Regions from separate parts of the Homo sapiens genome. Here regions 2 and 3 are each linked to region 1. Evidence: chromatin loops called from intact Hi-C (ENCODE). Cell type or tissue: heart left ventricle. All regions are shown on one strand. Each heading gives the region's core, and the rest is flanking DNA. Links, peaks and the distances in the headings are about the cores only.

What was found. Peaks named below come from ENCODE experiments on the same cell type or tissue, not always from the same donor. Only the 100,000 strongest peaks of a DNase experiment are listed, where the experiment ranks them.
Region 2: a loop joins it to region 1, with 4 times the contacts of the local background. A loop is called at or near these places in 79 of 110 quality-filtered maps.
Region 3: it touches region 1 in a loop (2.1-fold over the local background); 6 of 110 quality-filtered maps call a loop at or near these places.

Annotation. Positions count from the first base shown.
Region 1 is chr5:113,501,611-113,512,636 of GRCh38, reverse strand. It overlaps LOC124901046 (a long non-coding RNA gene), which reads left to right. Exons shown (of 2, transcript XR_007058905.1): 2 at 1-778. Among named protein-coding and RNA genes, the nearest start is that of YTHDC2, 6.6 kb to the left of the region's middle. In heart left ventricle, for the core only: a CTCF peak has its summit at 1,593 (motif pointing right); no DNase peak of the experiment used is centred there.
Region 2 is chr5:113,375,544-113,383,543 of GRCh38, reverse strand. All of the region lies in intron 2 of MCC (MCC regulator of Wnt signaling pathway), which reads left to right. Among named protein-coding and RNA genes, the nearest start is that of TSSK1B, 55 kb to the left of the region's middle. In heart left ventricle, for the core only: a CTCF peak has its summit at 4,407 (motif pointing left); no DNase peak of the experiment used is centred there; H3K27ac peaks cover 577 bases.
Region 3 is chr5:113,430,680-113,438,679 of GRCh38, reverse strand. The region is part of intron 1 of MCC (MCC regulator of Wnt signaling pathway); the gene reads left to right. It overlaps TSSK1B (testis specific serine kinase 1B), which reads left to right and starts at 3,691. Exons shown (of 1, transcript NM_032028.4): 1 at 3,691-6,127. The coding sequence starts at 3,841. The coding sequence ends at 4,944. The region is part of intron 2 of LOC107986366 (a long non-coding RNA gene); the gene reads right to left. In heart left ventricle, for the core only: no CTCF peak of the experiment used is centred there; a DNase peak (open chromatin) is centred at 4,262.

The sequences.
Region 1 (11,026 bases), core at 1,280-9,279:
AGATTTTTTTTTGTAACATTATGGTAAATTGTTGAATTCATCAAAGGTATGGCCTTTGATGAATCACACATTCCTCTGTTCACACCCTTGTATTCTTCCTTCCCACATGGACTCTGTCTTTGGCTATGTAACTTGCTTTGGCCATTGGGACATCAGCAAATACGAGATAAGCAGGGGCTTGAAAGGTGTTTGTGCATTAAGGCTTAGCCTGTTTTGCTGCTGAGAATTCTTCTTCCACAAAGTAAAGAAGCTTAGGCTAGCCCACTGACAACTATGGCCCAATCATCCACCAGCACCAAGGGCAAGACGTGAAAAAGGCCATAATGGAAAGTCTAGTCTTAGAAAAGCTGCTGGATGACCACAACTCTGTAAGCAACCCAAAGCAAGATTAGCAAAACCACCTAGCTAAACATAGTCCAAACTGTTGACCCACAGAACACATAAACAAATAAAATGAATATTGCTGTAAGCCACTAAGTTTTAGGTTGGGTTTCTTACACAGCAGTAGATAACTGATACAAAGAGTTAGCTTATTCTGACTAATATATTTGTACAATGATAAGGCTGATCTTGGGCATAAGTGACTAGGCTGAAAGAACTAGCTTCACCCGTTCCAGTTTGTACCCAGTTGCCTAAGAACTGGGGTCATCAACATCTTGATATGCCTGTAAACAACTTGTGGCATACGAGCATGCCACAGCACAGTGGTCTGGAGACTGCTCTCTTCTCATCTATAAAATTGACCTGGTAGAGTAATAAAGTCTTAAAATATAACCAACATGATTTTATTATTGATGCTAGGGATATTTCCTCCCACCCTTTGCCCCCTCATCACCCCTACTTTGCCAGCCCTCCATCCCTTTCTCTCTTGTTCAGCCAGGTCATTTAGGGGTTATTATTTGGGGAAATATTGTCTTAAGTTGGTTTCGGTTCTCTGGAACTGGAAAAAGTCACATAGTAATACACCAGTAAGTTGCCAAAAAGGATCCTGAGCCCTGCTTCTCTTGGGGAGAACAAAACAAAAACCCTGAATGGTGTGGGAGATCCTGGAACAGAATGGCCTGTGCTACTTTCCCAAGGGAAGGCCAGAGAGGCAGCTCAGGAAAGAAGGTAGTGTGGTGTGCCTAGGCAGGTGAGGCGCAGTGTGGTATAGAGCAGCAAAGGGTTCCTGGTGCCCAAGAGGTGTCCAGAATTGGCAGAGATATGCCAGACCTGAAGGAATCGCACAGTTGAGAATAAGCAATGAATGACTTAACGGTGACTTATGTTGTTTGACCACCAAGGATCAGAAACTCTTTCCCACACTTACTGATGCCTTGATACTCCGTAAGTCCCCCAGAACTTAAAAGCAAGCCTAGGCAAGAGTGGCAGCCCCTGAATTAACTGAGGTTAATTACAGAGAAACTAAGTTCTTTCATATCTAAATCTATGGAATAAAATTTGTACTTAAGTAATTGTAAAACTACTTCCAGCGCTATCATTTTATATACATATCATAATATAGATGCCAAAAATTGGTATTTTTCTATACCCTGTATATGTGTCTACCTGTCTACACATTAATCAGCTTCAATGTATATTAATATGGTTAGCCACAAGGTGACACTAGAAAGCTATCTTTTGCTTATGGTTCTAGGTCTTGACCGTCATTGATTTTCATAAACGGCTTCTATGAAGTATTGTATTAACAGTAGTAATCCCTTCCAGGGACATTTTCATTTTAATAAGGGAGATGGCAGCAATGAGGTTAATAGGAGGCAATGTTCATATTTTAAAATAATAAAAATAAGACTCTCTGGAACAGGCTATCAACTAGTTTTTATTCTTGCTCTTCTTACCCACTCTCATGTGATAGGATATCCCAATCACTACAAAAAATATCAAACACTAATTTATTCAACATCCATAAATAAAAAATGTAAATAGAAATAGTCTGTTAGATCTTGGAGCTTAAAATTTAAATGACTGTTTTTACAGAATGTGCCTCAAAAACGTCTAGAACATCCTTAAACCATCTCCCAAACACTAAAAGCTCAGTCCAAAAATGTGAACACAGTAGGTCAGCAAATACATTGTGTAACTCACTGAGCAATTGCTATCTTATGTTGGGGATGACTGAGAAGAGGAGGAAAACCATCTCTTCCAGGACGTCTTGCTTATTTGATTTATAAAGGAGATGCAATTTAAAGGATTGCTTAGGAAAATAGGAAGAAAAGGTTTGGAAAAGCTCACAGGGAAGAACTTTTTTTTTTTTTTGAAACAGAGTCTTGCTCTGTTGCCCAGGCTGGAGTGCAGTGGTGCCATCACAGCTCACTGCAAGCTCCATCTCCTGGGTTCATGCCATTCTCCTGCCTCAGCCTCCCAAGCAACAAGGACTACAGGTGCCTGCCACCACATCCAGCTAATTTTTTTGTATTTTTAGTAAAGACAGGGTTTCACTGTGTTAGCCAGGATGGTCTCGATCTCCTGACCTTGTGATCCACCAGCCTCGGCCTCCCAAAGTGCTGGTATTACAGGCATGAACCACCACGCCCAGCCCACGGGAAAGAATTTTCTAAGCAAAGGAGTAGTATATAAGAGAAAGTAGCATGTCACAATCTCGAAAGCCCCTCATTGAGAACATGGAAAGGCAGGTTGAAGGGACCAAAGAAGAAAGCAGTGACACTAAATGATCAATGTGGATCTAGTCTATGGTCAGATAGCAGAGGAAATTTACCTACTGGGAAGTGGAACCATTGCATGGTTTTGAAGACAGGAGGGATATAAATTTGTCCGTTGGCATATGTCCTTATGGAATTTTAAGGAAACCATGCCCTTGGGATGCATCAAGAGTAGGATTTTAAAAATCAAGAGTAGAAATGATGACACTTTAAAGAATTTAACTGTAGTAGTAAAAAGAATCAGGTGAGAATTTATGAGAGGACGCTGCAGAACTGGGAGAATGAAGACCCCTAAGTTTCTCCTTCAGGAGACTTTTAAGAAGAACTCAGAGACGAAGAGGGAGAGTCTATTCATGGAGTTGTCTCCTGGGACCCTCTGAAGAGAACATCAAAAACCCACTGAAAACAAAAAGATTATTGCTAAATATTTAATGTTTCTGTTTTATGAAAGGATTCAGTTTTTAAACCATAGGCAAAATTTACCCATGCAGATAGCTAAAGAGGAATTGAATACATTTTTCCGTTGCTTGACAGTGTATTCATATCCCACAAAATAAGGATTTTATTTTCCCCAGGGCACACTTAGTATTTCGTAAATATAGTACTTTATTTCTTACTGATATTTTTCTTCAAAATATTCACAAGCAAAATTGTGGTAATCACTGAATTGTTGTGATGGTTATACTGGTCTTCTTTATACTATTCTTTTTACTTTGGGGTATGTTTGAAAATGTTGACAATTTTTTAAAAAAATCGTTAAGAGTCTTTCTAGCCCCAAACTGTATCAAGTTAGTAAACCTACTTACGCATTTGGGATAGGTTAAGAAAGAAGTGTTCTTTCAGGACATGCAACTACCTGGTTTGATTGGATCATCCAAAAGTAGTCAACTCCAGCAACAGCAACAAAGAAAAACCAGACTGGCATTTGGTCAGGGAGGAATACTGTTCAGGAATACTCCCTTGGCAGATGTTTTGGGGACATTTCTTTCATGTTTAATTTGGCAAATTGACTCACAACTAACACTGAAAAGGAAAGAGACCACATGATTAAAAGAAGATTATATTAGTCACCTCAGGCTGCCATGACAAAATACCATAGACTGGGTGGCTTAAAACAACAGAAATTTATTTTCAGCAGTTCTGAGGGCTGAAAAGTCCAAGACCAAAGTCTGGGAAAGTTCATTTTCTATAGAGAGCCCTTTTCCTGGCTTGCAGATGGCTGCCCACTTGCTGTGTGCTTACATGGCCTTTTCTTAGTGCTTGCACTCAGACAGCTTACTCTCTCATGTCTTCTCTTAAAAGGGCACCAATCCTGTCTTGAGTGTCCCGCACACTCAAGTGTCTCAACTTGAGTCTCTCAACTAGCACTAATTACCTTCCCATGCTCAAGTACCTTCACATTGGAGGTTAGGTCTTTAATATATGAATTAGGGGGGTGGGGACACAAACATTCATAACAGAGATGTCAGGGACTTCAGAGTTATGTGCTAAGATGCATGTGGACACCACCTGACTCAAGTCTCCCCAATCTATTCCCCAAACTTAATCCCATCATCTTCCCTTCCCTGTAATGACTGGTCCATCACACAGGGTAATGGGGCCCCAAGAGGTGCACTGGAGTCACATTGATGCCTCCACACTCTTCTTCAGCCCCTTCCTCTCCTCTGGCCCATAAGACCTATTTAACAGACTGTTCCCACAAAGTTTTCAGTCAATACTAAGGACTGAGTAGTCTTCCAGGGACATTTCCACTTTAACACAGGAGTCTTAAAGAGGAACCTCCAAAATGCAAAGAAATAAAGCTCTTGTAATGTAATTTCTGGAAATGCTATAGCTAGTGAGGAGTTTGCAAATGGGATTCCATCTCATTATGACCTGAATCACTGCATGGAAGTGGCCACTACTCTCTGTTTGTGAGACTAATCCTTGTCAAGACTTAGGTAGCACATGAGCAGAGGATAGTTTTGACTTATTGCTTATTCTCCAAAGTAATGAGCAAGTGAAATTTTAACTATGGCAAATAAATGATAGAATTTTAGAAATAGAAGGAATCTTTGAAATTCAACTGGATCACTTTACAAATGAGGAAGTGAAAGTATACCTTGGCTGGGTGTATTGCCCAATACTGTATAGTTACATGAAGATCAAAGACTAGAATACTTTTTATGACACTATTTCACATCATTGCTCCAGTTCTGCCCCATATCATTAGATATCAAGATCAGCTTCTGGCAGCACACCCTCAGTCTAGACCAGTTAGCAAAGAGGTGGTCAAGCAAGCCACTTCCTCACCAGCAACTCTTTAATTTATGAGACTTAGGCAACCACTTTTGCACATTTCATGCTGTGTTGGGTCTCAAAAATTGGTTTGTGGCTTCCTTTTCAAATAAGTCACATATACTGAATTGCCAACTGTTACCACCCTACCTTTTGTATTAATTCACAAATGTAGGCAACCTCTAGGTAGGTTCAATCTTATTGTCTCCATAACGATCAACACACAACTGATAAAACAAGCACCAGTCTCTTACCTTTGCAGACTCTTGAGAAGGTCCCTGACATTAGAGAGATTTATGGGGTCAATGGACAAATGCTAGATTTAATAAATACTTAAGATACAAAGCCGCTGTATCTATCTCTTGGATCCCTTCTGATTGCCCAGTGTGGAGATCATGGTTCTTGCAACTTCAGGACTTGGCTGCTGAGAGGAGCCAAGAATGTGGAAACAGTGTAGCTCATTTATTGCTTCCATGTTGGTCTGAGATTATGGGAAAAAAGGTACTATCAGTCCATGGTTGGATTAATAACAAGGAAGAGCATTAAAGCTATTTTGAGACTTTTCTTCAAGTTTGCACTTTGGAAAATTTCCAATCTCAAGTAAAGAGAATAGTGGCCGGGTGCGGTGGCTCATGCCTGTAATCCCAGCACTTTGGGACACTGAGGTGGGTGGATCATCTGAGGTCAGGAGTTCAAGACCAGCCTGGCCAACATGGTGAAACCCTGTCTCTACTAAAAATACAATAATTTGTCGGCCATGGTGGCTCATGCCTGTAATCCCAGCTACTCGCGAGGCTGAGGCAGGAGAATCACTTGAACTCGGGCGGTGGAGGTTGCAGTGAGCCGAGATCGTGCCACTACATTCCAGCCTGGGTAGCAAAGCAAGACTCTGTCTCAAAAAAAAAAAAAAAAAAAAGAGGATAATGAATCTCCATGTACCCATCATCTAGCCTCAACAGTCTGCCATCCTTGACCCAGGTGTACCTCCACATGCTTCCCACCCTTACTCAATTATTATCATTTTAAAGTAAAATGTATATACATTGAAATGCACAATTGTTAGCTATACAATTCAGAACTGGATACCCTGTGTAGCCCACACTCCTATTGTCTCCTTTTGGGTATACTTAAAATATATATAAGTCAGTAGATAATGAAATAACTTACAACTTTTCAGCTGTTCTCATTTTCAAATCACGAGGCATTCTTGGGGGTGTTCCTCACTTGAGAAATTCTTCCCTTGTGCCTCCCCTCATCCCATCTCAGCACTGGAAGATCAAGCCACATTTGTCTCTGACACTGTTTGCCTCTGCACATTGACTCCAGATGTCTACCTGACTTCTTAGATTTGAGAATCCAAATGAGATTTCCAATAGTTTATTCACTGGCTCCACCCATCTAAGATAAAAACCCTGCTCCAATCCCCTCCCAGAACTCAGCAGCCTAACTCACTCTGACTGCTTTGCCTGGTAGAGGAGATAAATGAAGCAGGTTAGCCTTCTTGGTCCACCAGGAGAACACCCTGGAAATAAGAAAGAGAATGGGAGGTACAGAAATAAAATGGATTCCTTCCCAATCACCCCAAGTATACTGAATAGAAGGTGAATGAAATAGAGAGAAATAAGGGCAAGTCATTCCTGATCAAAAGTAAGGAAAGAAAAATAAAGCTTCTGAGCTAAGAGTGTCAAGGTGATTGTTCTTGCTATAAGTATCTTTCCCCTAGAGCAGTGCGTGTTAGACAGATACACAACCAGATATACACTGTTTTTATTGTGTCCAGAAAAAATACATGCATAAATGAAAAGGTTTTATGAAACAATATGTGACACTGCAAGTCCTGTGAGGATAACATTCCAAGAGCCCCAGTGGATGCCTAAGACTGAGGATAGTATTGAACCCATATACATTTTGCTTTTTCTATAAATACATACCTATGATAAAGTTTAATTTATAAATCAGACACAGTAAAAGATTAACAGCAATAACTAGTAATAAAATAAAACAACAATAACAGTATACTATTCACAATTTCATGAATAGAAGATTCATTTTTACTGTAGATCTTTGCAACCTCAGCATATGATTTTTGTTTTCATTCCCTAAATTGAGAACTTTTACCTTTTCACTTAAACGAAGCACTTTACCGCTTCACTTTGGCATATCCAAATTGCCAGCATCCCTATTCTTGCACTTTGGGGCCATTATTAAATAAAATAAGGATTGCTTGAACACAAGCACTGTGATACCATGACAGTCGATCTGATAACCTAGACGGCTAAGTGACTAATGGGTGAGTAGTGTATACAATGTGGATACCCTGACAAAGGGAGGATTCACTTCTCAGGCAGGACAGAGCAGGGCAGTGCAAGATTTCATCATCAGAACTGTGCACAATTTAAAACTTACGAATTGTTTATTTCTGTAATTTTCCATTTAAGATTTGTGGACCATGGCTGACCATGGAAAGCAAAACTGCAGATAAGGAAGGAGTATTGTACTAAGTTAAATATATGCAGATATTTTCTGTTTCTCTAGTTCATGTTTTATTTTTCTTCTCTAGTTCATGTTTTTAAAGGCCTGGCTACCACTTACTAAAATAATTTTGCAACTCACTGATGGGTTGCAAACTGCAGTCTGAAAACCACTGCCCTAAAGATTTGGCATAAGATGCTGGAAAGGAGCTCTTTTCTCTGGAGTTCTTGGCCTCACTGTTTCCTTCATTAGAAACCCGTTTGATCCTTCACAAAGTATGGTTGCTCAGTTTAAATCCAAGATACCTATGTTCATTACAAGAGATGATATTTAGCTAGGGATTATGTAAAGTCAACCAACATATAACACCTGACAGGCATAAGACTCCTCTTTATAGCCAGCCCCACCTACTAGAGCTAGGGTAGAGGTGGCTGGAAAGCCTATCATCATGTGAGGTACTGAGAGAGTGATGATGATGCATGTCCCCGCACACACTCAGCCTGCTTCATGTAGTCCCTATTGTGTTTGCCACATCCTTTAGTTCCAAGAAGAAATGCAAGCACATTAAAAATAAGAGGTGCTGTGTACGCAAAGAAAATACCAGGCCCCCTCTCCAGAGATTTGAATCTAAACCCTGTATGGCTAACTTCCTATATCTGAACCCAGAAAGAGAAATAGAAAACATTTAAAAAGGAGGATCTGATGTTATCTGATATCCAGCAATAAATGTCTTAAAAATATCATGATGTACAGCCTTATCCAGTTTTATAATACTAAAAATTATAATGGCTATGTTTCACTGGGCTCTTCCCAGTGGTCCAGTGTGCTTTGCATTATTTCCTGGAATTTAGTAATACCTCTATGAAATAAGTGATACTACTACCCCCATTTTACAAGTGGAAGAGGGAAACAATGAGTATCAGTTGGGGCCCTAAGACCTACAGCAGTGATGGAGATTGTTATTTTTCCCAATAAACTTCCTCTTCTAAGAGTGCCCCTGAGGCCAGGAGCAGTGGCTCACACCTGTAATCTCAGCACTTTGAGAGGCTGAAGTGGAAGGGTCACTTGAGCCCAGGAGTTCGAGACCAATCTGGGCAACATAGCAAGACCCTGTCTCTATTTAAAAAGAAAAGAAAAAAATGAAAATAAAAGAGTGCCCCAGAAAGAGAGGCCCACTGGAATCACAGAGGAGCTGCTTCCCAGACATACACAAAGAAGTGGATTCAAATAGCTCAAGATGAACTGTGATGAACATTAAGGTGCACCACCAAGTTCTCCCTTCAAGAATGGACTTTTTGGGGTAGGTAGAGCATGATGGCTGATTAGAAGCCTTTAGCAATTGTCACCTCCACAGAAACATCAAATTGAACAACTACCTACACAAAAAAAGTAACTTCATAAGAACCAAAAATCAGATGAGTAATTGCAGTAACTGATTTTAACATCATATTAAGGAAACATGCACTGTTAAGAGGAAAAGAAAGACAGTCTTGAATCCCTTACACCACCCCTCCCTCATTGCATGGCAGCAGCTATTTGGTGTGGAGAGAGAATCTGTGTATTTGGAGAAGGGAGAGTGCAGTGATAGTGGGACTTTCTTTCGGAACTCAGTGCTGCCTTGTCACGGGAATGCCTATTTTTTGTGGAAACATGGGGCAGAACTCAGCTAGCATACTTGGAGGGAGCATTTAGATCAACCCTAGCCAGGGGGAATCACCCCTTCCGGCAGTTGGAACCTGAGTTCCAGCTAGCCCCATCACTGCAGGCTAAAGCTCTGGGGCCCTAAATAAATTTGAAAGGCAACATAAGCCACAAGGATGGCAATTCCTGGGCAGATCTTGGTGCTGACCTGGGCTCACAGCCAGTGGACTTGGGTTATACATGACCTAGTGAGACAGTTGGGATGACCAAGGGAGTGCTTGCATCACCCCTCCCCAACCTTAGGAGGCACAGCTCACAGCTTCAAGAGAGACTCCTTCTTGGGGAGAGGAGAGGGAACAGTAAAGAAGACCTTGTCTTGCAACCTCAACACTAGCTCAGCCACAGTAGGGTAGAGCACCAGGCAGAGTTGTGAGGCCCCCTAGCTCCTGGATGACATTTCTAGATATACCCTGGGACAGAAGGGACCTGCTGCCTTGAAGGGAAGTTACCAGTCCTGGCAGGATTCAACACCGGCTGACTAAATCAGCAGTAGTGGCCAGGTTGTACTTGCCATGGGCCTTAGGTGAGACTCAGAACCATGCTGGCTTCAGGTGTGACCCAGCACCTTCCCAGCTGTGGTAGCTAAAGGAGAGACTCCTTTTGTCTGAGGAAAGGAATGGGAATAATAAGAGGACCTTGTCATATAGCTTGGGTACCAGCTCAGCCATAGTGGCATACAGCAAGCAGATACCCAGGGTCCCTGATTCCAAGTCTTGACTCTTGGACAGGATTTTTTGGATGTGCCCTGGGCCAGAGGGAAGCCACTTCCCTGAAGGGAGACACCTAGGCCTGGCAGCATTTATCACAAGCTAACTCAAGAGCCCTTGGGCCGTGAATGAAAACTTGTGGTAGCCAGGCAGTACTCCTTATGGGCCTGGGTGGTGGTGGCCATGGGGAGAGACTCCTCTGCTTGAGGAAAGGGGAGGGAAGAGTAGGAAGGACTTTGTCTTATGACCTGGGTGCCAGCTCAGCTACAGTAGAATAGAGCACCAGGTAGATTCCTAAGGTTCCTGGTTCCAGGCCCTGGTTCACAGATGGCATCTCTGGACCCACCTGGGGCTGAGTGGAACTTGCTGCACTGAAGGACACAAGCCTAGCTGTATTTGCCGCCTACTGACTGTAGAGCCCTTGGGCCTTGAGTGAACATGTGTGGTAGCCAGGCAATGGTCCCTGCGGGCCTTGGGTGAGACCCTGTGCTGTGGGTCTGACCCAGTGCAGTCCCAGTGGTTGTGGCCGCAGTGGTGCTTGTGTCACCTCTCCCTCAGCTCCAGACAGCTCAGCACAGAGACAGACTCTTATTTGTTTGGGGGAAATTAAAGGAAGAAAACAAGACTCTCTGCCTGGTAATCCAAGAATTCTCCTGGATCTTACCCAAGACCACCAAGGCAGTACCTCTGTGAGTCTGCTGTGAGTCTGCAAGAGTCACAGTGCTACTGAGCACTGGGGTGCATCCTAATGCAAATATGGCTGCAGTGACGAAAGACTTAGATAACAACACCAAAATCCCTTTGAATACTTGGAAAGCCTTCCCAAGAACAGGTATAAACCAGCCCAGACTCTGAAGACTACAATAAATGCCTAACTCTTCATTCTCAGATACTGATGAACATCCACAAGCATCATGCAGGAAAACATAACCTCACGAAATTAACTAAATAAGGCACCAAGGACCAGTCCCAGAGAGACAGGGATATGTGACCTTTCAAAAAGAGAATTCACAATAGCTGTTTTGAGGAAGCTCAGCAAAATACAAGGTAACACAGAGAAGGAATTCAGAATCCTATCCGATAAGTTAACAAAGAGATTAAGATAATTAAAAACAAGCAGACATTCTGGAGTTGAAAAAAGCAATTGACATACTGAAGACTATATCAGAGTCTCTTACTAGCAAAATTGATCAAGTAGAAGAAAAAATT
Region 2 (8,000 bases), core at 1-8,000, 130 kb after region 1:
TCTCCCTCTGTCTCTCTCGTCATGTGTGTGATTTGTGTTTTACTAATTTTTCCACATATCTTCTGCATATTTTGTATCTTGCAGTTTTTCTTTTGCATTTTCTTCATGCTTTTAATGGTATTTGAAAGCATGATTCGTAAGTTTGCATGACACAAAATAGACACTCAGTAAATATTTATTAAATGATGAAATGAAGGAATTTTTTCTGCTAAGCTGTATTTTCAGATTTTTCTGCCAAGAACATGGATTTCTTCTATAAACACATAAGTGTACACACATACATAGTTGAAGTGTTAAGTACATTGTGGAACACCCCAACCAATAATTGCATACTATATAGCATTAAAATAATGTGTAAATGTGTATCAAAATATGTACACAGAAGGAAATTTTTTGTGAAAAAAAATTGTTTATGTGTAGTAGATATTTATAAAAATCCTAAAAGGAACTGGTTTGAAAGAATTGCTGCACACATCTAATTGGTTTGACCAGCTTGGAAGACTGTCCTGACCAGAGAAAGGATTGAAAAACAATACCCTTTCATCCTTTTATATAACCTTATACCCTTGGGAAAAGAGGTGGTAACTGACAGGAGGTGATTCATAAAACATGTCCTGAACTGAGGAAGTGCCAGCGGCTGTGAAACCTCCTACCACTTTCTCCTGGTAGTTAAGAGTTCAGAGTCAGACTATTTGAGTGAGAATCCTGTTTCTGATGCTTACTGTCTACATGACACTAGACAAATTATTTAACCTCTCTGTGTCTCATTTTCCTCAAATGTAGAATGGGGGCAGTTGTTATTTGGGGGAATAAAGGAGCTAATATATATGTAAAGTCCATAAAGCAATGCCCCACACATAATCACTAAATACGTGTTAAACTAATATTCTTATTATTATTACCACCCGGTTTTAAGTCCTGGGGATTGGGAAAACAACTCCCTATTCAGCCTAACGTAAATCAAATACATCCAAAAATTGACACTAATTAGGCTGGGCACCATGGCTCACACCTGTAATCCCAGCACTTTAGGAGGCCGAGGCGGGAGGATCACTTGAGGTCACAAGTTTGAAACTAGCCTGGGCAACGTACAAAAAATTTAAAAGTTAGCCAGGTGCAGTGGTGCATGCCTGTTGTCCTAGCTACTCAGGAGGCTGATATGGAGGAGTTACTTGAGCCCAAGAGTTAGAGGTTGCAGTGAGCTATGATTACACCACTGCACTCCAGCCGGGGTGATAGAGTAAGACCCTGTATCCAAAAAAAAAAAAAAAAAGGACAATAATTAGATAAAGATATACATGTTCAATTAGTCCTTCTCTTTTCTATACTATTAACCTCTCCTTCTGACTCTATTTAGGTAAACTCCAGGATCTCCCTTCTGGGGGTGGAGGGAAACCCTCTCTTGACTTTGTGTCCCCATTAGTACTGCCTTATTTCTCTGACCCTTTCTTCAGTGAACTCTTACCATCTTCAGTCCTCACCACTCTGCTGGCCCTGCTCTTGCTGCCTCCATGTTGGCAATCCAAAGATTCCTTTTCTGCCCACATCTAAATCTTTGGATTTTGACCCAGCTGACCACTCCTTCATGCTAGCTATACTTTATTCTCTTGGACTTCTTGACACCATGTTCTCCTGTTTACCATTTTAGCTTCCCTTTCTCAGCCTATACTACTTCCAAATTTGGAGGTGCCTTGGGGTTACATTCTCTCCTTAGATGATTTCTTGTGGTCCCATGGGTTTATTTATTTATTTATTTGAGTCAGGATCTCACTCTGTCACCCAGGCTGGAGTGCAGTGGTGCAATCATGGCTCACTACAGCCTCAACCTCCTGGACTCAAGTGATCCTCCTGTCTCAGCTTCCCAAGTAGCTGGAACTACAGGCATGCACCACCAGGCCCAGCTAATATTTTGTATTTTTTTGTGGAGATGGGTTTCACTATGTTGTCCAGGATAGTCTCAACTCTTGGACTCAAGCCATCTTCCTGCCTCAGCCTCCCAGAGTGCTGAGATTACAGGCAAGCACCACCATGCCGAGCTTGGTCGTATGGTTTTAAATACTAGTTTTGTACCAGTAACTCCCAAATATAATTATATATATCCCTGCCCTTTCCTGTGATCTCCAGAATCAGGTTAAATTGACATGTATTCCTAGATATCTTACAGACTTCCAACCTTAATGCAGTGAAAAAGAACTTTTGATTCTGTCCCCTACTTTTTCTCCCAGGCTTACTAGTCTCCCAGATAACCTTTACCTAGGAAATATCTGCATTTAGTAAATATCTGCATCTTGGAAATATTTCTGTTCATCTGTTTGCTCAAGCTGGCAAGTCCCACTGTCTCGCGTGCAAAAGTATAGCCAGAATCTGCCCACTTCCTTTGCTCTCCTGCCATCACCGTGTCCAAATCACCATCATATCTTGCCTTGCCTACTAAAATAACCTTTAACTGGCCTCCCTGGCCCCTTCCTTGGCTCCTGACATTTTATTTTCTACCCTGTAGTCAGAATTGTCTTTTAAAGTTATAAAATCATGCTTAGTTCAATCCCATGTCTAAAACATTCTGTGGCTTCTGTATCATCTTAAAATAAAGTCCAAATTCCTTACCACAATGTGGTGCACACCACCCACTCTGAGTTGATCTCATCTTGCTCCCCTGACTTACCATGTTTGCCACAGTCACACTGGCCTTCCTGCTTTTCCTCTAATTTAGCAAACTCAGCCTGTCTCTGAGCCTTTACTAGGCACTTAACCGGGCTTAAATATTTCCTCTTCAGAGAGGCCTTTCCAAGCTCAAGCAGCCTCTCCTCCTTTCCTCATTCACATGCCCTTAACTGCTTCATACCACTCACCCTTATCTGACATGAGTTATGTACCTCCTTGAATATTTACTTATCTATCTTTCCCCATACAAATAAATTTCCACCGGATTACTAATGACGTTGATTGTCATGTTTACTGCTATACTCCAGCACTTAGAATAGTGCCTGGCACAGGGAAGATGCTTGGTGCATGTTTGTTGAATGAATGAATGAATGAATGAATGAGCAATGCACTGTCATGCTACTTTAGGGACACAGGGAAGTGCAGTGCACAGTTCCAGACACTAAATAACTTATAATGTGATTGTGGATGCATAAGCACATGACAAATTAAGTGACAATAAGCTTTAAAGTAGAGTTAACAAAAGTTTGGAAGCCATCGAATGGTACAGAAGTTATGGTCTGCTCTGTAAGAGGAGCTAAGAAATACTGTGAACAGGAGTTTCAGGAAATGGTTACCTGTGACTGTAGGATGGAGAGAAGTAGAAAGAATGTTGTGCTGTTGTGAGAAAAGCCTAAGAAAAACTTCGGTTTAATAGTTAAGTGCCAGAAGAAGTTTATTGTCAGCCTCGACATTTCACAGCACATCTACAGCAGGGAGCTGGGTTGGCAGAAAAAGACTAGTCAAAACATTACATGCTCAGCTCGGAAGAGGAATTTCCATAGATTCATTCCTCCTAAGTGTTTTCTGCAGAACACTGATTTAAAGAGATGGTTATAAATATTATGTGAGGAAGGAATTTCTTTGTTAAGTACATGTGAAAACTTTGGGTTAAACTAGATTATAGTTTTCTTTATGGCAAGACATCTCGGAGCCTTTAATATGCTATTGTTTCTTGAAAGTCTCCAGAAGAAGAATAAAATATAAGCATTTTCCACACTTAATTGACTATAAACTTTTACTCACAAAGCTTCTCTTAGGCCATGCATTCTCTGCTCAAAAGTTCTTTGGGTGAAAATTAAGGCACCTGAACAAACACGTCATAACAGATTTTTATATCGGTTTAAGCCATCCCAGAAACAATATTTTTAAATTTTTATGTGTTTTAGACATCAGCTATACAATTTAATACTTGTAGCAATAATACAAATGTTTTAAAATTACTAGTATTTATTAGCATGAGACAATTTGCTAGGCACTTTACTTGTATTATAATGCTAGAAAGATAGATCCCAATTTCACCACTGAGTTGCCATGGAACTTAGGCTAAGTTCCTGATTGTTCTGAGCTTTAAGTTTTTTATGTCTCAAGATAAAGCGGTAACACAAACATTATAGGGAAGTTGGAAAGATTTAGTGAGATATTACATGTAAAGTTCCTACATAGAGCTTAAAATATCACAGGTTTTCAGTATATAATCGTGTTGTTATCATTATCATCTCTAATCCTTGCAACTACTTTCCTCATCTAGAATAGAATGCTCCTTCTATACAGGAGGAAACTGAGGCTGTAAGCCACAGAGCAAGTAAGGAATAGAGAACACTCAGTCTGTTGAAAGAGATGATTGAGTCTCTTGCAACTTTAACTTAGAAAACTGACGTGATGAGCAAAGTGCAAACTGAAAATAACACTGCCACCCAGAGGCCACTCCCAGAAATGACAGACATATGGTCCTCAGGGACTTGAGGCAGGGTCTGAGGGCAATTCGTGTTAGTGAAAGCCCATCTTGTTGGCAGCAAAGTGATGCATACATTATACCAGAACAGTTGTGAGGTATTCTGTATGCTACCTAATTTTCCCATGAAAAACAAATAATCTAGGTTCATTATAATTACTTGTAGATTTCATTTTGAAAAGTGTGCTTTTCTTTGTGATTGGGAAAGACTGGAGTTAAAAAAGAAATTCTAGCATTAGATATTTACATATGTTAGCAATTCCAACGGAGCCTTTGTTTAAACATGCCCTTTTGAATAAATAGTTTTTCTTTTTTACTTCAGCCAAGCTGTAAACCTTACACATGGATTCCATGTACTTGTGTCAAACATGTGAATTATGTGAAAGGGGCAGTGCTTCAGGCTGATGGCCACTGAAGGGGCAGGGATTGCCTGAGGAGAGCTGATGCATCCCTTTGAGCTGACCTAATGAGGCTGTCACCTGTCTGTGCTTCTCAGAGCTTTGGGGGCACTTGTTTTTCTTCCTTTGGTCAGGTCTCAGAGAGCCCCAAAACTTATTTCAATCAAATTCCGTAGTTGTAAAACATTGTTTAAGATAGTAGACATAACAACCTGCTAATTAGTACAATTACCTTTAATTTATACTAAGATTAGAACACCAGGCACAATTTCCAATAACCTATATCTCCAAAGACTCTTTATTGCCCTTTCCTTGAGGTAGATTCTCACCTGATGTGTCAGCCTTCATTGCTGCTCTGATGGTGCCCCATGGTCTAAGGAAAAAATAAAGTACTGAAGTTTCTCAGAAAAACTAACAGTAAAAAAAAGTTTTCTCTAATAGGAACTCAAAAAGTTAGATGAAAGAATATGTGGTTGAGACAGGAAGGACCTCAAACCCACAAGCCCAAGGGAGGAAGTATGAGGAGATATCCTGATTCCTTGGCAGATTTAAAGAAACAATAAGCAGCCTCCTGAATTTGGGTTTGATATCTTGTTTAAAAAAGTTAAAACTACAGTTTTAATTAATATATACAAAATCTATTCAGCCCTGACATATCCCAGTTTTCCAGAATGAATGCTACTATTAGATTTCATTGTTAAAAATACTGCCCAGTGAGCATAAAACCAGACTCAAGTCACACACGATAGCCTTCAGCCCCATTTGAAGGTAAAAGGGTTTTTTTTTCATTTTTGTTGTAGTTTTGTTTTATTTTACATACTCTAAGCCCTCTGTCAAAGGGTAAACAATTTAATTTATTCCAATATTTAATTGGGAGTTATAAAGGCCTTTAAAGTCTTTAAGTAATGGGTACCATTTTACATTCTATTGTTGCATACTGAGAATGCTGTGAAGCAACTATCTATAGATTAAGTTTGGGCAAATTTAGCCAAGTCTTTGATTAGCAGTTAATTTTTGTCTCTTTTTATTAATCATTGTCCTTCCTGTCCTTGAGGAGTCCCTAATTCCTATTGATTCTTCTCTTCATACTTCTCAGATTGGCAGTACCATGGTCTAGGTATGGATCCTCCCTCATCTCTTGATTACTGGAGTTTCCTCCTAGTTGTTCTTTCTGCCTGCAAGCTGTTGATTTCAGTCAGTGCTGCTATGGCTTCCTAATATTTTTGCTAGGTACTCATGATACAGCTCTCTTTTATCTACTTAATTGACTATGCTGTCACCTCTGGATGCTTTTGGATGTCAAGACTCCTAACCATCTAGTGGGCTCATTCTACTATATCACATCATGTTTCCCACTGCTTCCCACATGGGCCCTTAGCTTCAGTAATGCTGGCCTTCTTATGACCCCTATACAACCCCTCAAACCTACTTCTTGAGTTTTGTTCCTTCTGTACTATATATTAGGGCTTTTTGGTGACAAGCAGCAAACACCCAACTCTAATACTTTGAAGAAGAAGTGGGAGGTGGTGAGAGAGAATGCAAATGTGACCATATTGGAGAAGCCTAGGCAGTTAGGTCCAGCATGGATGGATTCAAAGGATCAAATGTCATCAGCCTTCCTTCTGCTGTGTCTCAGCCCTTTCCTTTAGAATTGGCTTTATTCTCAGGCTCCTGGTCATGGCTTCCAGCAGCCCAAGTCTTACAGCCATTCTGTCGGGTAGCCACAGAGAAAAGAGGGATTCTTCTCTAATGGTGGCTTCACAGAAGTCCTGGGAATTGGTCTCACTAGCTCTTCTTGGGTCATATATCTATTCCTGAACAAGTCACTCAGACTATAAGAATGCAGTGATCTGATTGGCCAGGCCTGGATTACATGCTCAGCTTGAGAAATTAGGGTAGAGTTGGCTCTATCCCCATCTTGTGGACTAAGAGCTGAGGAAAGAGCAGGTAGGGAATCAAGGTGCTGTCACTACCAGAAAGGCGAATGAGTGCCGGGCAGGGAAAAATAACAGATGCCCATTCCATGGTTTTAATGGAAGTTTTCTTTTTATGTGTATTTTCACCATCCTCAAAAGGCTTTAATAATGCTACATAATACTGATATGTGTGTGTGTGTGTGTGTGTGTGTGTGTGTGTATAAAATATGGCAACTAGGAGATTCATGTGTGTCTTATACACAACCCAATTGTAAGTTTCTAACTGAATTGGTAAACATTTTATTTTATGTCTCTTAATGTGTTTTCATTATATCTTGTGCATTTAACTGTCATTGCAATTATCAGCCACATTGTGTTATAATCATCCACTGTATATCCATCTTCTCTACTCAATTATGCATGTTGGGCAAATAGTACAGAGACTGACACAGGGCATGCATTGGGTGAGTATTTGGCCAATAAACAAATATACCAGTGAACAAAGCTCTCTGATACCCATAGCACCTAATCCCATGGACAACAACTATTTTCAATTTATTGTCAGTCTTCAAAGCATGAACCTGTTTGTTCAAGGTACAGTTATTCCTTTGAAATAAGAAATGTGTGCTTGGATCTGAGCAACTTTTAAAGAGAAAATCAGTCCAAGTAATGAGTTAAAGATCAATATTACCAAGGTTAATTTTTTTATTTTAAATCTACTCTTATCCTGAGGATATAGTCTCAAGCTGGATGAAATGAAAACACCAGAACACTGAGTTCACATCAGCTAATATCTAGTACGTGCCTTCGCTATGACACTTGCTGCTAAATTGACAGAAGAAAGAGAATGTGTGATGTGGCTGATTGAAAAACATGGCCACAATATTTTGCAGCTTTTCCCATCAAGAGGTGGAGTATTTTTTCCCCACCCCTTAAATCTAGGGTGGCCTTGTGGTTTGCTTTGAAAATAAAATGTCACAGGAATGAAATTGTGCAAGTTCTGGAGCCAAGGCCTCAAATCCCTTGCAGCTTCTTCATTCATGTCTTGGAACACCCCTGCCACCATGAAAGAACATCTGGACTAGACTAACAAAAGTTGAAAGACCACACAGGGAGGCCCAGCCAACAGCCAGCACCAAGCCCCAGACATGGACTAAGTGTGGATATCTTAGTCCCTCCAGCCCCTGTCAAGCTACCAGATGACTATAGTCACATCAGTGACCCCAGATGGGACAAGCCAAAGTACTGCTC
Region 3 (8,000 bases), core at 1-8,000, 73 kb after region 1:
TGGGATATTCTAAGGTATAATAGATCTATATTATACTGAATATTATTTTGTACATAACTTGGGCCCAATGGAGTAGAATGCCTCTGCTTTAGACCATTATGATGTCATAAGAGGTGATATACCAGGAATCACCATGTCTAATCCTCACAATCACTTTAAAGTGCATACCTATTTTGCATACCTTTTTTCCTTATATACTTTTCCTATTGCCTCTGTAAGATAACTAGGTAAATTAGATAACTTCATCTATTTTACAGATCAAGTTACTTTCCGAGAGTCACACTGTACTAATAAGATGTGGCCCCTGGGATTTAAAACCAGATTTATCTGCCCCGTGTCTGATGCTCTTAATTGCCTCAGCTCCTACAACTCACCGTACGGCAGATGGAACCCTTGATAACATGTCTTTAGATATAGAATAAAAAAAGTTAGGTGTCATTCTATAGGACCTTAACAATTTCTAGTTAAAGACTCCCCCCACAACCCAAAAATAAGGAAAGTTAGGGGAAAGAAACACAGGTCACTTGCCTAAGGTCACAAAATGAGTTGTCAGAGCCCTAGGACCAAGGATTGGCTCTCCTCTCATGCATTTTGCATTAGAAAACTGCTTTTCTTCCCAGATTCTCAGAGTTCTGCTTGCTCTTTCACTAGGTCCCATAGACTGGTGATACTGACAACTTCAGCATCGATTTTAGGATGCCTTCCCAACCTATGGGATGGTATCCAAAGAGAATCCCACATGGCACTGAAGGAGCAGACCTGAGATGTGAAGCAGGGAGCTGGAGCCCTTTACCACTCCTGCCAAAATTCCCTGTACAGCATATATTTACCTATTCACTCTACCCAAGAGCAACCAAATCCATAATAAAATGCCTTGGTCAGGGCTTTCAAATAACTCAACTATCTGGGATATAGATAAGGAGCCTTTTGAATTTAAAGCATCTAAAGAATCAAAAGACAAAAAGGGGGTGGGAGAAACTGCCGAGTAGATTTTAGAAATATATCTCAGGGAATTTTGAGCCAAAATAGAAATAATTCAAGTGCAGCACTATTTCTCCTTCATCTCCAGGTGTTTTGTATGTCTATGTGTGAGTGTATGTGTATCATCTGTTGCCCAGATTTTTGTAAAATGCAAATAAATGATCCTGTCAGTTTAGGATTTTAGATACAATATTTCTACATAATCCCAAGGTAATTATCATTTTGAGTGAATACCTCATACCTCATTGTCTTTATCCTTGGAAGACATAGAACATAACAGGGGTAAAGGAGCAATGGAGGAAAATGAATTTTTTTTCTCTCCCTTTCTTTGCGATGATCACTCAGCCAGTGTTTATGACTGTGTGTAAAGCTCTGTGCTGAGGGCAGCCAGGGGACACACAAATGAGAAAGCCCAATTTGCAAGAAGCTGTCTTCCCTGCTCTCTCTTGCATTTGCCTCTGCTTATCTTTCCCTATTGCCTTTGTAGGATAACTCAATAAAGAAAACAGCATTGGGACCAAAATAAATTTTTTAGCATTTAATTACAAAGAGTAAACATAACATTGGATATTTTTCATTGTAGACAGCAATATAGATAAACTTTTTTTTTTTTTGAAGAGATTTCTTCTGAGCCAATATGTGACTAATGGCCCAGGACAGCCCCAGAAGATCCTGACAACAAGTGCCCAAAGGGATAGGGCTGCAACTTGGTTTTATACATTTTAGGGAGGCACGAGACATCAATCAGTGTATGTAAGGTATACATTGGTTCAGTCAGAAAAGGAGGGACAACTTGAAAGTGGGAGGCGGGCTTCTGGGTCATGTGGATTCAAAGATTTTCTGATTGGCAATTGGCTCAGAGAGTTTATCTAAAGACCTGGAATCAATAGAAGGGACTGTCTCTGGGGTAAGAGGTTGTAGAGACCAAGGTTCTTAGGCAGATGAAGCCTCCAGGTATCAGGCTTCAGAAAAAACACACTGTTAAATGTTTCTTATCAGACTCTAGTTAATTATCTCAGGAGAAAAGAGCTAGAAAGGGAAGGGGATTCTTCACAGAATGTAGATTTTCCTCATAAGAGACAGCTTTGCAGAGCTATTTCAAAATATGTCAAAGAAATCTGTTTGATAGTAAAATACTTCAGTTTCTTTCAGAGCCTGCTGTATCTTACTGCCAGAGTCTGTTGTCAGTCTTCAGGTCTCTGTGTCGATGTTACTGCTGCTCAGCTGTGCCTGAAACCTGAAGGGAGGAGGGATGATGAGGCCTGCCTGACCCCTACTTTCTATCATGGCCTGAACTAGTTTTTCAGATTAATTTTGGAATGGCCTTGGCTGAGAAGAGGGGTCCATTCAGATGGCTGGGGAGATTAGAATTTTATTTTTGGTTTCCAAGAGACAGCACTTGGGGTTTCCCCAGCAGGAAGGAGAAGGAGGCTGTCTGGAGGAAGGAGCACCAACCACGCACAAAGGACTGGCAGTGGGCAGTCAGAGTTGGGGAACAAGGTGAAGGAGCAGAGAAAAGGGAGAAGGGCCACAGCTGGTGGTGACCCAACCCAGCCTGAGCGACATCCAGCTCTACTAACTCACTCCTGAAGGGCCCAGGGTTCCACCTGGCTCATGTGAGGAAGGAGTTCTCACTCCCTCTAGGTGGATGAGGCCAAAGTCAAATCCAAGGCTAGGACAGTCATGCAACTCCTTCTTCCTGACGGTGTGGCCCAGAGCAGGTGCTGGACACAGAACCAGTCACAGCAGAGGCTCCACTGCCAGAAGAAATGATGGTTGCTGTCCAGTGCTTCCCCTGCTGCTTGTAATGTCCTCAGAGCAGCTGCCAGTGCTCAGGGTGGCATCCAGGCCCCACCTTCAGCCCCCAGCCCCAGATATGCCCTGGGAGCCCAGCCAGGGCCGTGAGCTGGGCAGGTCCCCAGGAGGGAGCTCACAGCCAAGAGCAGAACTCCTGCCAGCTGTCCTCCTACAGAGCTGCTGTAAGAAGCCAGCAAAGGCTCAGACAAGGGAAGAGATGTATAGGGAGGCGGCAGAATCCAGGCATCTCAAACTGCGTGACTCCGGGGCCAGGAAGCTGTCTACCTTCTTGACACACCACTCTTCTTGGCCCTGCTCTGCACTCCTGAGGGTCACCTGTGTGGACAGCATCAAGGGCTGAAGGGGAGAAAAAGAAGTCAGGGATGGGACTTCCTCCCATCCCCTGCCAGCCTGTAGGGTCACTGAGGCTGGCTTTTTCTCCCCTGAAGGCCACTGCCTCTCTCAAGGTGGTCCTGTCTACACTACTCTTTCTGGGTTCCAGGGACCATTCCCACCCTTTTCTATGCAGGCCAGGGGTCTGCTACTATCTTGGGGTAATTGTGTGACCCTCAGGGTTCCCTACACTCTGCTCCCACCTTTATTAATTGTCCCTTTATTAAATCCTCCTCAGATGCCCTGGTTTGCAAGAATTGGCCTCAATTCTGCACAAGTATGCCTGGCTCTGGGTTTGGAAGCATGGGCAGGCCCATGTGTCCCACACAGTCCCCTTCTACCTCAGGTCCCAGCAAGACACGAGGCCACTTTCTGCTCATCTTGTCTGCTCCAGCCTACTGGCCAGCCTTCCAGGATTCCAAGTCCAAGTGCCTCAGGCCAGGGTCTCATTCCCCCAGGGCACTCCTCCTTTGTGACTTCACTCGCTGAAGTCATCTGGGAGACAGTGCCAAATGTTCCACTCCAGAGTCTTGGCCTCTAGGAGGCAGGAACAGCAGGCCTGGCCAGCCCAAAGGACTCTCTATCCAGGATGTAAATGAGCACACTGCTGGCCCATGCGCCTCGGGGCTGTAGAGGGCAGCCTCAGAGGCACTGGGCATTCCTGGCACCATGGATGACGCTGCTGTCCTCAAGCGACGAGGCTACCTCCTGGGGATAAATTTAGGAGAGGGCTCCTATGCAAAAGTAAAATCTGCTTACTCTGAGCGCCTGAAGTTCAATGTGGCGATCAAGATCATCGACCGCAAGAAGGCCCCCGCAGACTTCTTGGAGAAATTCCTTCCCCGGGAAATTGAGATTCTGGCCATGTTAAACCACTGCTCCATCATTAAGACCTACGAGATCTTTGAGACATCACATGGCAAGGTCTACATCGTCATGGAGCTCGCGGTCCAGGGCGACCTCCTCGAGTTAATCAAAACCCGGGGAGCCCTGCATGAGGACGAAGCTCGCAAGAAGTTCCACCAGCTTTCCTTGGCCATCAAGTACTGCCACGACCTGGACGTCGTCCACCGGGACCTCAAGTGTGACAACCTTCTCCTTGACAAGGACTTCAACATCAAGCTGTCCGACTTCAGCTTCTCCAAGCGCTGCCTGCGGGATGACAGTGGTCGAATGGCATTAAGCAAGACCTTCTGTGGGTCACCAGCGTATGCGGCCCCAGAGGTGCTGCAGGGCATTCCCTACCAGCCCAAGGTGTACGACATCTGGAGCCTAGGCGTGATCCTCTACATCATGGTCTGCGGCTCCATGCCCTACGACGACTCCAACATCAAGAAGATGCTGCGTATCCAGAAGGAGCACCGCGTCAACTTCCCACGCTCCAAGCACCTGACAGGCGAGTGCAAGGACCTCATCTACCACATGCTGCAGCCCGACGTCAACCGGCGGCTCCACATCGACGAGATCCTCAGCCACTGCTGGATGCAGCCCAAGGCACGGGGATCTCCCTCTGTGGCCATCAACAAGGAGGGGGAGAGTTCCCGGGGAACTGAACCCTTGTGGACCCCCGAACCTGGCTCTGACAAGAAGTCTGCCACCAAGCTGGAGCCTGAGGGAGAGGCACAGCCCCAGGCACAGCCTGAGACAAAACCCGAGGGGACAGCAATGCAAATGTCCAGGCAGTCGGAGATCCTGGGTTTCCCCAGCAAGCCGTCGACTATGGAGACAGAGGAAGGGCCCCCCCAACAGCCTCCAGAGACGCGGGCCCAGTGAGCTTCTTGCGGCCCAGGGAATGAGATGGAGCTCACGGCTTAAAGCCCAAGCTCTGAAGAAGTCAAGGGTGGAGCCAGAGAAGGAAGGCAGTCCCAGATGAGCCTCTATTTTCATCAGCTTCTTCTCTCTCCCCTTGAACTTGGTAACCCACATGGTTCTCCCGTGGCCCCTAGGTGGATGAGGCCAAAGTCAAATCCAAGGCTGAGACAGTCGTGCGACTCCTACTCCCCCAGAGCGTGACCCGGAGCAGGTGCTGGACACAGAGCCTGTCTCAGCAGAGGGTCCCCACTGGCCGCAACGGCTCAGTGACAGCAAGAGCAGGAAGAGCAGCAGGAAGGCACCGCTGTCCACCTTGGGCACCATTTATCCTCCTTTCATCGTCCCCGGGGCAGTTGCGTGACCCTGCTGGGAGGCCAGACCGGGCCAGACTGAGGGTCAGGGGACCAGGCTGGGTTGGGGGTTGGGTGGGGCTGGACGGGGACGAGGCGCGGAGAGGCGGCGGGAAAGAGCTTCGGCTGGGCCACGGGCTCGCGGGCACTCTCGGCGGCAGCCTCGGGGGCTCCGACTCCAGCTCTGGGCAAGATCCATAAACTTTTAAAGAAGCCTCAAAACATACTTTTAAAGCATTAAGCTTTAAAGTGCTAGAAATCTTGTGCCCCATATGTGCTTCTTTCAGTATTATCCTAGATCCTCAGGAGTAGCATGGCAACTGGAGAAAATGGGAGGAAAGACAAGAAGAAATAGAAGCTGATTTAACATCAAGTTTATTCAGTTTTGATTTTTCTTATCTCTACTGGCTTTCTCCTGTTCAAACCTTGCAGCGATAATATTTGGAAAAGAGCACTTGGAAATTATATTCCTGTTTTTAACTCTTTATATTTAATCATTCTCCTTGTAATTGATTTTGTAGCTAATTTACTCCCCAGCACCCCCAGAAGAAAATTTTACAAAGGAAAATGTTTTATTTTTATTTTTTCCTTATCAACTTTTTATTTAAATGCTAATATCCAATTAATGGACAAACGAATCAGCTAATACTGGAAACAATGTAACAATAGTGAAAAGCATGAACTTTTGATTTCTATAGACCGAATTTGACTCTGCTACTAAATGATCTTGGGCAAGTTGGTTAATCTATATGTCTCAGTTTCTTTATCTATAAAATGAGAATAATACAACTTCATTAGGCATGCTATTCATTAATGTGTTTAGTTCTCATAACCCTATGGGAGGGGTCCTATTATTATTCCCATTTTATAGACACGAAATTGAGTAAAGTCAGTTTAGGTCACTTGTCTCTGAGCACATGATAAATACGTGGCAGAGCCAAGGTTAAAGCCCAGGTACACTCCAGCTCCGAGCCAACACTGTTAGCTGTTTTTTTTTCTTTTCTTTTTTTTTTTTTTTTTTTTTTTGAGACAGAGTCTCGCTCTAGCCCAGGCTGGAGTGCAGTGGTGTGATCTCGGCTCACTGCAACCTCTGCCTCCCGGTTCTGGGTTAAGCAATTCTCCTGCCTTAGCCTCCTGAGTAGCTGGGATTACAGGCACGTGCCACCATGCCCAACTAATTTTTGTTTTTGTTTGTTTGTTTATTTGTTTTTTGAGACGGAGTCTCGCTCTATCTCCAGGCTGGAGTGCAGTGGCACGATCTTGGCTCACCAAAACCTCCGCCTCCCGGGTTCAACCAATTCTCCTGCCTCAGCCTCCCAAGTAGCTGGGACTACAGGCGTGTGCCACCATGCCCAGCTAATTTTTGTATTTTTAGTAGAGACGTTGTTTCACCAAGTTGACTAGGATGATCTTGATCTCTTGACCTCGTGATCTGCCTACCTCGGCCTCCCAAAGTGCTGGGATTACAGGTGTGAGCCACTGTACCCCGCCCTAATTTTTGTATTTTTAGTAGAAACGGGGTTTCATCATGTTGGCCAGGCTGGTCTTGAACTCTTGACCTCGTGATCCACCCCCCCCCCCCCTTGGCCTCCCAAACTGCTGGGATTACAGGCGTGAGCCACCGCGCCTGGCCACACTGTTAGCTTTTAAACTACAGCCTCAAGGTATACCCCTCTAAGGCGATAGCCTCATGGCCTGTTGCAGGAGCAGGAAGAAACCAGAGTCGGTACTCAGGTGTCCCTGAACAGCATCTCTGCCTCTAGCTTTCTAATGCCCCAGGAAGCCCTTCACCCACCCCATTTATATGTAGATGTCCTAGCCCCTTGTACCTCAAGATGTGACCTTGCTTGGAAATAGAGTCATTGCAGATGTAATTAGTTAAGATCATACTGGAGTAGGGTGAGATGCTAATCAAATATGACTGGTGCCCAGGAGAGAGGCCTGGAACAGATCCTTTCCTAGTGCCCTCAGAGAGAGAAAGGCCCTGCCAACTCCTCTATCTTAGACTTCTGGCATCCAGAAGTGTAAATCACTACTTTTCTTTTGTCTAAGCCCCTCAGTTTGTGGTACTTTGTCATAGCAGCCCTAGCAAACTAATACACCTACCATATGCAACTAATCTGGTTAGGCCCTTAGCACTGTTCAGTTAGCCATTTCTTCATCTCTTCTCAACTCTCTCCCATAATCCACTGGAAAACTCCTCCAATCCTTTCACTACCTCAAGCTCCTCCCCTTCCTTTCTCCCTCAGCAGATAATCTCACTTCCTACTCTTCTGACACCATAGCTACCTCTTAAGAGGGCTCTCAATTTCCCTCATACTTCTCTGTTGCCACTGGCTCCTTTTCTTTTTAGACCATTGCTCTTCCTACCGTACACATTTTAGCTTTCAACAAGGCTTGGTCCCTCTCCTTTCCATTCTCCATGTGCCCCTCTCAGTGTTCATACTCATTTCCATAAGTTTACCCTGCACTATTAACTCTGAAGCTTATTCCTGTAACCCAGCTTCTCTTCAGAGTACGGGCCCTCATGATCAGTTCCATCTGCAGTCTCTTCACGCTGACCACCCTCCAACTAGCACACTCTGACCTCTGTACCAGCTTCTGTCATCTCTATTTTTCACATTCAACCAGACCCCAGAACTTACTTTTCCATGCCCTCCTACAAAC